Regions from separate parts of the Mus musculus genome. Here region 2 is linked to region 1. Evidence: chromatin loops called from intact Hi-C (ENCODE). Cell type or tissue: heart. All regions are shown on one strand. Links, peaks and the distances in the headings refer to the core of each region. The heading gives the core; the rest is flanking DNA. Region 1 overlaps Akap13 (A kinase (PRKA) anchor protein 13). Region 2 has its middle 15 kb from the start of Gm51489.

Region 1 (5,377 bases), core at 115-5,114:
CTGGCCTTGAACTCACAAATCCACCTGCCTCTGCCTCCCAAGTGCTGGGATTAAAGGCGTGTGCCACCACTGCCCGGAGAGAAACTCTTTTTAAGCTTAGTATTTTTGGGAGACAGAGTCTTACTATGTAGACCAGACTGACATTGAACTCATAGAAATCCACCTGCCTTTGCCTCCTGAGTGCTGGAATTTAAGGAACACCCCCACAAGAAGCATATAGCATACTCTGTAAAAGCTTTGGACTGAAAAAAAAAACAAACAAAACAAAACAAAATTTGGGCATCTAGGCAAGAAACGGTTACCAGCCTCTGAGCATGATGGGAAAAAAGATGTGACATGAGAGTAACTAATATACTCAGGTATGAAAATACTAGCCAAAGATTTCATATCCAGAAGATCTTTTGAAATCAATAAAGGAGTCAGAAATACTATTTTGTTGGGCCTTTGAGGACACTGACCTAAACATGGGATTCTATAAGGATGTACTTAAAGAACAAATACTGTATGTCAGGCTAGGAGTAGAGTGGGTGTGCATGGTTACAGACCAGATGTGTAGACACAGTGTAACTACTTCAGAATATGGATATGGGAGACAGGCCGCCTTGGATGTAAGAACTGTATTGGTAAGAATACCAGTATCATTCTTACACTATTACACTAGAACCAGTGTTAATGCATGATTGGGACAGTATTTTTAATTAAAAGCATATTCATTCTCTCTCTCTCTCCCTCTCTCTCTCTGTGTGTATGTATATATGTGGTGGTCCATGAGTGTCAAGGAGGGTGTGGAAGCCCTTTTATTATGTGGCTTCTGGGAATCAACTCAGGTCATCACTTTGCAGCAAGTGCCTTCACCTAAACTAAGCCATCTTATCGACCCAATAGAGGTTATTCTAATTCTATAATAGAATATAGAATAGGGTATCCTTGAGAAAGAATACTCAATGTGGAAAACAGACAGACATTTGTAAGTGATAAGGTTTTAAAATAAAAAAGGCAACCTGTAATTTGTAATTTGATTAGCTCCATCCACTGAAAAGGACAACACAGTAATGTTTAAAACCTCACAGCAACTACTATATATACTATATCCCTGGTACCTAGATTTCGATCTTAAAATATTTTTCACTAAGAGACCAGAAATCTTGAAGGAATGAATTCCTTAACTCCTGGAAGCAAGCTCTGCACTGTGGCCAGTGGAGGACACTAGCTTTAAATGAGGTTGGGAACTGCTCAGAGATCTAGAACCCATGAATCCATAGTAAGTTTATTTTGGGGCTGGTGACTGATCACAAGGCCCCTCTTGCATGCAGAGCTCTATCTCTGAGCTACAACTGCAGCCTCATGACATGTGTACAACGTAGTGCAGGTACTAGCAGAGGACTGGCACACAAAGAAGACCCCCCCTCCCCCCGGCATTCAGCCTTCTATCCATCCCACGGTTCCTATTCCACAGAAACAGGGCTACCTAGGACCTGATATTTCCCTGGGAAAGAACCAGTACCACAGGAGCACACATTATGAGTAACGCAAGCAGCGGTGACTGCAAGATCTAGAGGACAGAAGGTACCATATGGAAACTCCAACTCATGGTTCAAAAAGCTCAGCTACTCCAAGGATAAAGTACAGGGCGAGCAAGGGGATGCAGGCTTGTAGGATGGCTCAGCAGGCACGCAAGGGTACTTTTATGCCAACTTGACACAAACTAAACTTATCTGAGAGAAGGGAACCTCAATTGAGAAAATGCCTCCGTAAGATGGGGCTGTGGGCCAGCCAGCAAGCCAGCAAGCAGCATCCCTCCGTGGCTTCTGAGTCAGCTCCTGCCTCCAGGCTCCTGCCCTCCCATGATGATGAACAGTGATGTGGAGGTGTGAGCCAAATAAACCCTCTCTTCCCCAACTTGCTTTTGGTCATGGTGTTTCCTCATAGCAATAATAACCCTAACTGAGATGGCAGGTCAAGGCATTCACCATGGGACCATGCCTGATGTTCACCATGGGGCCACGCCTGATGACCTAAGTTTGATCTCTGAGCCGTACATGGTAGAGAGAACGGACTCTCCAAGCTGTCCTCTAACCTTTATGTCCATGTCACAGTGTGGATTCCCCCCCACCCCACGTACAGTAAATACATTAACATAACTTAAAAATAAAACCAGAAAGAAGGGGAAAATACTTAAGTGATTATTAATGCACTTTAGGGAAGCTGCACCTGTTAGGAGGAAGTTAGATATGACGGGGACATGCAAAGGCTTTCAGGGTATCTGCCACATTTTATTTCTTAGCCTGCATAGTGCTTATAAGGGATATTTACTATAACTAAGGGATAGTTACTATACTGACACTGGGCAGTTTTTTATACTGGTGCTTTAGTTATTAATGGCAGGAACTGGCAGAGGACATTAGTGTACACACAGGAGGGGCCGATACTGTGTGTAAATTACCTTCATTTATTGCACTTTTCATCAGCGGTCCTCCTTTGAGAGCCTCCTCTGTGTTGGAGCGGAAGAGCACTCTCGGGCTGTGCGTTGGGGAGCAATCCTCTGGCAAGGGAGTGCTGCACTCAGTCATGTCCCGGAAAATCATCTCCTTCTCTTCCAGCAAGAGGAGGATCTGCTGGTCCTTCTGCTGAAGCTGTTCTGCAGGGCAAATGGAGAAACCACTTAAACTCTATGGAGCTGTGGACCACGAGATGACCGGGAGATGAGCACCACCTTGTGGCAGTTAAGGGAAGGGCCATGACAGGAGATGCCTCCCATCCTGAGCACAGGGTTGCTTCTGTACTTTGTGAAGCAGCAGCAGCACTTCTGATGTAACTGCTCTGCACGTTGTCTCTGCTCCCTTCTTGACTGTGGCTGTCTTTACCACAGTCTGGCACTGATGCCACGTTCCTGCAACCACCTTAATTACAGACCCTTATTTTAGGTCTTTTCCCACATGGATATTTATTTCCTCTTTCTGAAACACTCTACCTGTGCTGCCCTGAGGATATCAGTTTCTTCACCGGGCATTTTATGGGTCCTCCATCTGCAATGGAGTGGCACTGCTGACTGCCCTCTATATGCCCTACACACTTTCTTCCTGGGGCTCACACTCTCTGTCAACTGCCTCCCGTATGCTGATTATCCTCAGCAAGCACCCTTAAACCTACATTATTTTCTGAACGTCAGACCACTGTGTCACTATCACATGAGTATCTCAACCAAGAGGGTGCTATCAGGATAGCAGAAATGAGTCTTCCCGCTGACTGACCTCTAGTTTACGGTTTCTTCCTTAGCACTCTATCTTCCAGGATCCCCAGCTTGGTAAACCGGTATCTTTGTCTATCCTGTCCCATCACTCACATCCAGCTGCCTAGTTGGTATTTTTAATTTGTTCTTTGGCAATTTCATACATGTCTAAAGTGTATTCTTTTACCCGAATTTCTTTCCTACCTCTAGTATCTGATCCCAGGTAATTTTCCTACATTCATGACTTGCTGTTTTATTCTGAGTTTAACTAAGATCACCTTTGTGAGTCTGATGAGCTCCTCAATGGGCCTTAAGACCACAACTGCCCTTCCTCCCAATTCCATCAGCAGGGAAGGGTAGAGCCCCTATCCCTGATTTACTCTTGGGCCCCACTGAAGGCAGCCACAGCTGCTGTGGAGTACTGACTGTAACCACTGTGCCATGTCCAGAAACCAACATTCCTAGTGCTTCTCCCTGTCTTGAAGCTCTTACATTTCTTTTCTAGCTCTTCTTCCACCATGCTCCCAGAGCCTCAGAGGGAGAGGTATAAATGCTGTGCTCAGGGTTGAACACTCAATTGTCACTAACTTATTCTCTCCACATTGAACAGCCATGCATCTCTGCATTCACCAGTGTTCTTTGCCAACAGGCATCTCTGGTTGAGGCTGGCCGTAGCATTTTGATTAACAACCTTATTTCTTCGCCTGTCTGGTTACCTACTCATCTCTCACTAACTTATCCTAGAGATTTCCCGAGTGGTCCAGAAGCACCTCTACTTCCTCAAGCAATTCTCCTGAAAGGGTTCAATACTTGAAAACAGTTACATTAAGAGTGCAGCACTCTATTCCCTTTTCAGGTCTCAGCTCCTACCATTGACACGTAGACCCACCACTCCTGGCAGACAGATCAAGTTCTTTTCCATGTATCTGTCCTTTGGAGGCAAGATACTTTTTTTCCCAGATGTGATTTATGCAGCAGGTTCTGTGAGACTTACAGAGGCAGAAAGGGCAGATGCCACATATCATATGCGACCCACCAGACAGATCAATCTGTGTTCTGTCACTCATTTGTGTATCATCTAGCCAACTGCACAACAAATCTTAAGGAAGATTTTATCCTCGTCATCCAACAGGCTAGTAGACTTGATATAATGGGGGTCTGAAGTCAACCATCTTCCCTCCTCTCCCATCCATCAGTGTAACAGAATGGTGTCACTAACTCTGTTCACTTAACTCCTGTCTTATTTCTAACCAAAGAAGGTTTTTAAAAAATTCAACTAATATATAGTAAAGACAAGAAGACTACCAGGCTCTGCTGTTTGAATGAGAGGGAGTGCAGTACTAGCTGGCACTCTAGAGCTGAGGATGGAGGACCCAGAATTAAGGCCAGCCAGGATTACATAGCGAGACTTGTCTCACAACAAATAGAAAACAGGTAAGATTCTGGCTCAGTCATTAATAAGCATACACACACTTAGCCCTGGGATGTTTGGCCTTTGAGGGCTTCAACTGTGTCATCTACACAATGGGAGGCAGACAAGACTACATGAAACACTAGTGGGTAACTGAGAACTTCTCCAACAGTTCGTCCCTTGTCCCTGAGCCACCTCACAGTTCATCTGTGAGAATAACAGCCAAGAAGGCCAGGGAATGCAAGGAGTAGAATGACTAACTCCCAAATATCTTTCTCATTTTAACCTTAGCCATGGCTATGACATATGGCAAGTTCTCTATGACAAGGCATGAACGAAGTCACCTGTGTCCAAAACCACAAACACTTTCCTAGGGATGGGCTATGTGCTTGTGTGTGTGTGTGTGTGTGTGTGTGTGTGTGTGTGTGTGTGAGTGTGTGTGTGTTTTGCCTGTATGTATGTTGGTACCTCACATCCATGCCTGCTGTCCAGAGACACCAAAAGAGGCCATCATATCCCCCGGAGCTGGAGCTACAGACGGTAGTGAATAGCCAGCGAGTGCTTAGAGTTGCATCCAGATCCTCTGCGAGTCTAACCCGTGCTCTTACCCACTGAGGCATTTCTCCAGACCCACTAGACTATTCTTAGTGATGTTCCATTTCCAACATTTTACCTTTTAACTCCCGGGCTTTGGTATCCAACAATTTCTTTTCTTCTTCATTCTCACTGGGAATCCC
Region 2 (5,377 bases), core at 177-5,176, 68 kb before region 1:
AAGGAAAGAAGGAAGGAAGGAAGGAAAGAAGAAGGAAGGAAGGAAGAAGGGAAGGAAGGAAGGAAGGAAGGAAAGAAGGAAGGAAGGAAGAAGGGAAGGAAGGAAGGAAGGAAGGAAGGAAGAAGGGAAGGAAGGAAGGAAGGAAAGAAGGAAGAAGGGAAGGAAGGAAGGAAGAAGGGAAGGAAGGAAGGTAGGTAGGTTAGTAGAGGAAGCTAGTAAGTGTTTGGTTTGGGATCCTAGGATACTCAAGGGACCCAGATGCATATTTTTGCATATCAAAGCAGAGCTGGATTGCAGGTTCTTCCAGCATCCCTCAGTCCCTACCTGGCATGTCCTGCATCCAAACCCTGAACTTACCAGCTCAGGGCCTGTGCTGCCCTTCTCTCAGAGGCTCCTCCCTCCTCTGTATATAATTGAAAACATTTTGCACCCTCTGTCCCTCTCCTTGTCTCCCTCTCTCCCTCCTCTCTCTCCCTCTTCTCTCCTCTCACTCTTCTCTCTCTCTGCTCTTTCTCTCTGTACACCCTTTCTCTCTTTCTCCCCCCACCCCCACATGGTGACTCCCCTGGTCTAACCCTGTGAGGGCCAGTGAACTTGCCTGAGAGCAGCTTTCCAATAAACCTGCCTTTAATATAATCTAATCTAACTTAAATTGGCTCATTTCACCGGTGGAGAAATAATCTATCAGCTGGCAGCACCCATTCATCAGCTTCTGCCTCAGGTGGTAGCCCTGTCTGAGTTTCTGCCAGGACTTCTATCAGAGGTGAACAGTGATGTGAAGCATATGTCAAAGCATAAAGCTTTATCCTCCCCAACTCGCTTTTGGTCCTGGTGTTTCATCACAGCCACAGGAACCCTAGCTAGGATACCCACCAAATCAGTCTCTCTTGTTTTGTTTCCCCGTGCTCTAACCAGGCTCCTGATGAGCCTGGTTCATAGTTCAACTGGTCCTGACAGCAGGACGTGCTTCTATGGACCCAGCTCTGAGAAGGAGTGGCGGACCTCAGCTTTTCTAAAGAACAGGCCCTGATAAGGGGCTTGGGCACTGCAGCAAGTGTAGTCACTCTGTGGGGGCGGGGCTTGTCCCGGGACTCTTACCCACCCTGGAAATTTATGACTGTCAATGCAGAAGGGGACAGACGGACGATATGTCTGTTTCTATCATGGGATGGACACGCTAACCATGATGTGGCATGAGTACCTTAGCCTACAGGTAAGGAGCATCAAATTCAAGAGGAAGAGTCACTCCTCCAGTGCGATAGGTTAGGTCTGCGTGTCCTCCAAAGACCCACTGCAAGCGTGGGCTATGTTTTGTAATGTCGTGGCATGATGGGGCGGGAGGGGGTGCCATAGCAGGCCCATGCTGAGACGTCCCTCCCTGCGGTACCAGCCATACGGGATTTATTTGGGGGCATGAGAAGGGAGTGTGGGAAAGAAAGGAGACAAAGAGGGAAAGAGAGAGGGGAGAGAGAAAAGGGAAGAGGCCAGGGAACTCCTGGAGAGGCAGGAGTGGGGGTGGGGATGCCAGAGGGAGTAAGACAAGAGTTCAGGGGCTGAGAGATGGCTCTGTGGTTAAGAGCACTGACTGCCCTTCCAGAGGTCCTGAGTTCAAATCCCAGCAACCACATGGTGGCATGAGATCTGGTGCCCTTTTCTGGTGTGTCTGAAGACAGCTCTTTAAAAAAATAAAATAAAATAAAATAAAATAAGGACCAGGCTCCTACCTGCCTGTTGCTAGGTAACTGCTGGGCGGAGCCTAGAAGAAATGATAACAGCTTGGCCTTGAGCTAGGCACTACATAATGGAACCTTTGGGGGAGTGCAGCTGAGTGTGAGGAAGTTGAGCCATGTAGGGGCTGTGCCCTGAAAGCGGCTGCTGGGACCCCACCCCTTCTGTGTCTCTCTTCACTCCCTGGCTGACTTGAAGTGAGAATCCACACACACACACACACACACACACACACACACACACACGCACGCACACGCACGCACTTCTGACACAGTGCCCTGCCTTGCCACAGACCTGAAGCAATGAGTTCACCGACCATGCGACCATGCGTGGGAGCTTCTGAAATCGGGAGTCTTTGATGCTATCTGAGGACAGACTGACTCCCCTCACACCTTCCCCACCTTCCTCACCCTATCAGACACTAACACCCTCTATGTCCCCAATCCCTCAACTCCCCGGAAGCAGGGGGTATCTTGGGGAAGTGCAAATAAGGGAAGACACAGGACGCAGGACTGAGGCAAAAGGGCGCCCCCTTCTGACCGTTTTAGGAAAACCTCTGTGGAATGTCCAAGGAAGCATTCCTGGATTCCAATGGCAGTCTAGAAGTCCCAAGAAGTCTAAAAGTCCGAGAGGCTGCTGGGAGCTGGGTCAGGGGTTGTCCATGGCCATCTGTGCATGTGTTCTTAGAGCCGGAGAGGAATTCCTGGCTGAGAGGGAGTCAGACCTGATCAGGGGTACAGCACAGGTCGCATTCAAGGTCGCAAATCACAGGAGGAGAAATGGCAAGCTGAGGCTTTAGAGGGTCAAGTGCTGGGCTGTGGAGGGAAGGTCGCACAGCACAGGTCGCATTCAAGGTCGCAAATCACAGGAGGAGAAATGGCAAGCTGAGGCTTTAGAGGGTCAAGTGCTGGGCTGTGGAGGGAAGGTGTGTGTGCGAGAGAGAGAGAGAGAGAGAGAGAGAGAGAGAGAGAGAGAGAGAGAGAGAGAACGGACATGAAGATGTACAGTTCTGAAACAGCCTCCTGATATTAAGTCGGATAGCCTCTGAGCCTGCTGTCTGTTCAATGTCCCTCTCCATCTTCTCCCTGTATCCTTTGAGATATTAGGGTGATGAGGCAGACACCCCTAAAGAGAAGACCACAACCCACCCCCCACCCCACCCCACCCCACTCCCACCCCCGCTGGTGAATCTGGCTCTTGTGCCAGAGAATGTGGCTGGCTTCCCTCCTGTCTAAGTCAAAACAAAGGAGGCTGGAGGGCCAAATGGAAACTTGGCTCCTTTCCTGCCAGTGGCCAAGGGACTCCTTCCTTCTGAGCTTCAGATCAGTGTTGATAAAACTGCACGAAAGCCAGGCCACATGGGAAAGTTTCCAGGGCCCTCTATGAAATGCAAATGGCCCTGAATTGTGTTTCCCGAGGGTTCTGTGGGTTTGCCTCAAGGCAAGGTGATATGACCACAATTCAAAGTCCTCAGCACTCACCGCACAGGACAGGGGGATCAAGAACCTGTAGTGCCTGCTTGGCAAGTGAGTGGCCCAAGCGGTTTTTTGTATTAGGAGATGCAAGTGTTGTGTCCTAGGTCCACAGGGAACCCAGACGAGCCCAAGAACTGCCAAGTGCGCTGCAACTCGCAGAGTCTTTTATTTGCAAGTTTGAACTTGGTTTGCCCACCTAGCACTCACTACACTACGTGAATGCTGACAAGCGAGCATTCAGAAATGCTCAGAAAACATTGGGTTTATATACGGTATAGGAATAGTGTGAATATTTACAGAAAAGGGGAGTAGAGGGTGGAAGAGTACTGAAGCGGGAGGGGGATAATGGGTGTCTGTCTGTTCAAAGACTAACTGTCTGTGACCTGACCTCTGTTTTATCTTTTCCAAACAGAAAATGGTCTTCTTGAGCTTTTTATTTCTCTAAGGTCTCAAGGACAGGCACCTGGAGTTCTTATCAGCAGGAGTGTTGGGTTTTTTGGAGACACAGAGTCAGAGAGCATGTCTCATTATGGGTCCTGCCATTCTAATGCTGGGGGGTGGAGGTGGGGGGTTGGAGCCAGGGCTGCTCAGAGGACACAGCATAGAAACCAGCTTTCTGCACAGTGTGCTTGCCTGGGGGTGAGGGGATGGGAGCCTATGTCTGGTAACGCAGAGGCAAACTGTACAACACTGAAGTCTCTAGTATCAGTAATTCCAGGGTTACAGCAAAAGCCCACCTGCTGCTGGGCAAGGTGTGTTCCCGGTTCACTTAAGTGAGTAACCTCCCCTGCACTTGGGATCCCTGCTGCATAGACAAGAAGAGGAACGCTCTGGACTTCTTTGTAACTATTCTTTGTGTCTATGCTCTATTTCTTTCCACACCGTACTTTTTTTTTCTTTTCACTCTCCTCTGCAGTATATTTTTCTTTTCTCACTGTCCCTCCTTTTCCTTTTCTGTGGGGAGCCATCCGGATGTGTCAGGGGATCCACCCAGGAGTCCTGTAGGTGCCACAGCACATGCTGGGTGTTCTGCTCAGCTGTAAATGCTCCAAGAACTAAGAGGAGGACTTTCAGGTAAGGGTGGTGGATGACAAGTTTCATCTGTGTGAACTGGTCAAGGGGAGGAGTTGGTGTAAGAAAGAGTCAACCTGATTCCAAAAGAGGACAGAAGAAGCATCTGGGGAAGCTAGAAAGGCAGCAACAGCCTGGCAGTAGTGGCCCACGCCTTTAACCCAGCACTTGGGAGGCAGAGGCAGTTGGATTTCTGAGTTCGAGACCAGCCTGGTCTACAGAGTGAGTTCCAGGACAGCCAGGGCTGCACAGAGAAACCCTGTCTCAGAAAAAAAAGTCATGGCCTCCCCAAATCTGCTTGTCTTGTTCATTCTCTGTCTTACTGTCTCTCTGGCTGTCCATCTCTCTCTGTCTCATGTCCCCACTCTGAAGCAGACTTTTGCTCTCCCTCCTCCCATTACCAGCACACCTTGGCCCCAACCCTCCAAGGTACCTTTTGAGTTTCCTCCTAACATATTCACCCTAGCATAGAAATGGATACAAAAGAATCTAGTGACTAGATTGTTACAGTCACATGACTGTCCTAAAGAAAGATTTATTTATTTATTTATTTATTTATTTATTTTATGTATGTGAGTACACTGTAGCTGTACAGATGAGTGTGAGCAATTCTTTTTTTTTTTTTTTTTTTTTTTTTTTTTTTTTTGGTTGTTTTTTGTTTTTTGAGATAGTTTCTCTGTGTAGCCTTGGCTGTCCTGGAACTCACTTTGTAGACCAGGCTGGCCTCGAACTCAGAAATCTGCCTGCCTCTGCCTCCCAAGTGCTGGGATCAAAGGCATGCGCCACCATGTCCGGCGAATGTGAGCAATTCTTGTTGGAAATTGAATTTTTAGGATCTCTGCTCGCTCCCAGCCAACCTTGCTCTCTCAGTCCCTGCTTGCTCAGGCCCAAAGATTTATTTATTATTATACATAAGTACACTGTAGCTGACTTCAGATGCACCAGAAGAGGGCATCAGATCTCATTACAGGTGGTTGTGAGCCACCATGGGATTTGAACTCAGAACCTTTGGAAGAGCGGTTAGTGCTCTTACCCACTGAGCCATCTTGCCAGCCCCACTACTAAATCTTAAAATCACACACACCTGCTATATGCAAGTCTGT

Evidence for each region. Hi-C counts contacts between places; a loop is a spot of excess contacts. Peaks named below come from ENCODE experiments on the same cell type or tissue, not always from the same donor. Only the 100,000 strongest peaks of a DNase experiment are listed, where the experiment ranks them.
Region 2: it touches region 1 in a loop (3-fold over the local background); 4 of 42 quality-filtered maps call a loop at or near these places.

What each region holds. Positions count from the first base shown.
Region 1 is chr7:75,736,627-75,742,003 of GRCm38, reverse strand. It overlaps Akap13 (A kinase (PRKA) anchor protein 13), which reads right to left. Exons shown (of 37, transcript NM_029332.1): 29 at 5,314-5,377; 30 at 2,444-2,638. Among named protein-coding and RNA genes, the nearest start is that of AU020206, 43 kb to the left of the region's middle. In heart, for the core only: a CTCF peak has its summit at 2,725 (motif pointing left); a DNase peak (open chromatin) is centred at 2,723.
Region 2 is chr7:75,804,561-75,809,937 of GRCm38, reverse strand. No RefSeq gene overlaps it. Among named protein-coding and RNA genes, the nearest start is that of Gm51489, 15 kb to the left of the region's middle. In heart, for the core only: a CTCF peak has its summit at 2,263 (motif pointing left); DNase peaks (open chromatin) are centred at 2,257 and 2,987; H3K27ac peaks cover 1,896 bases.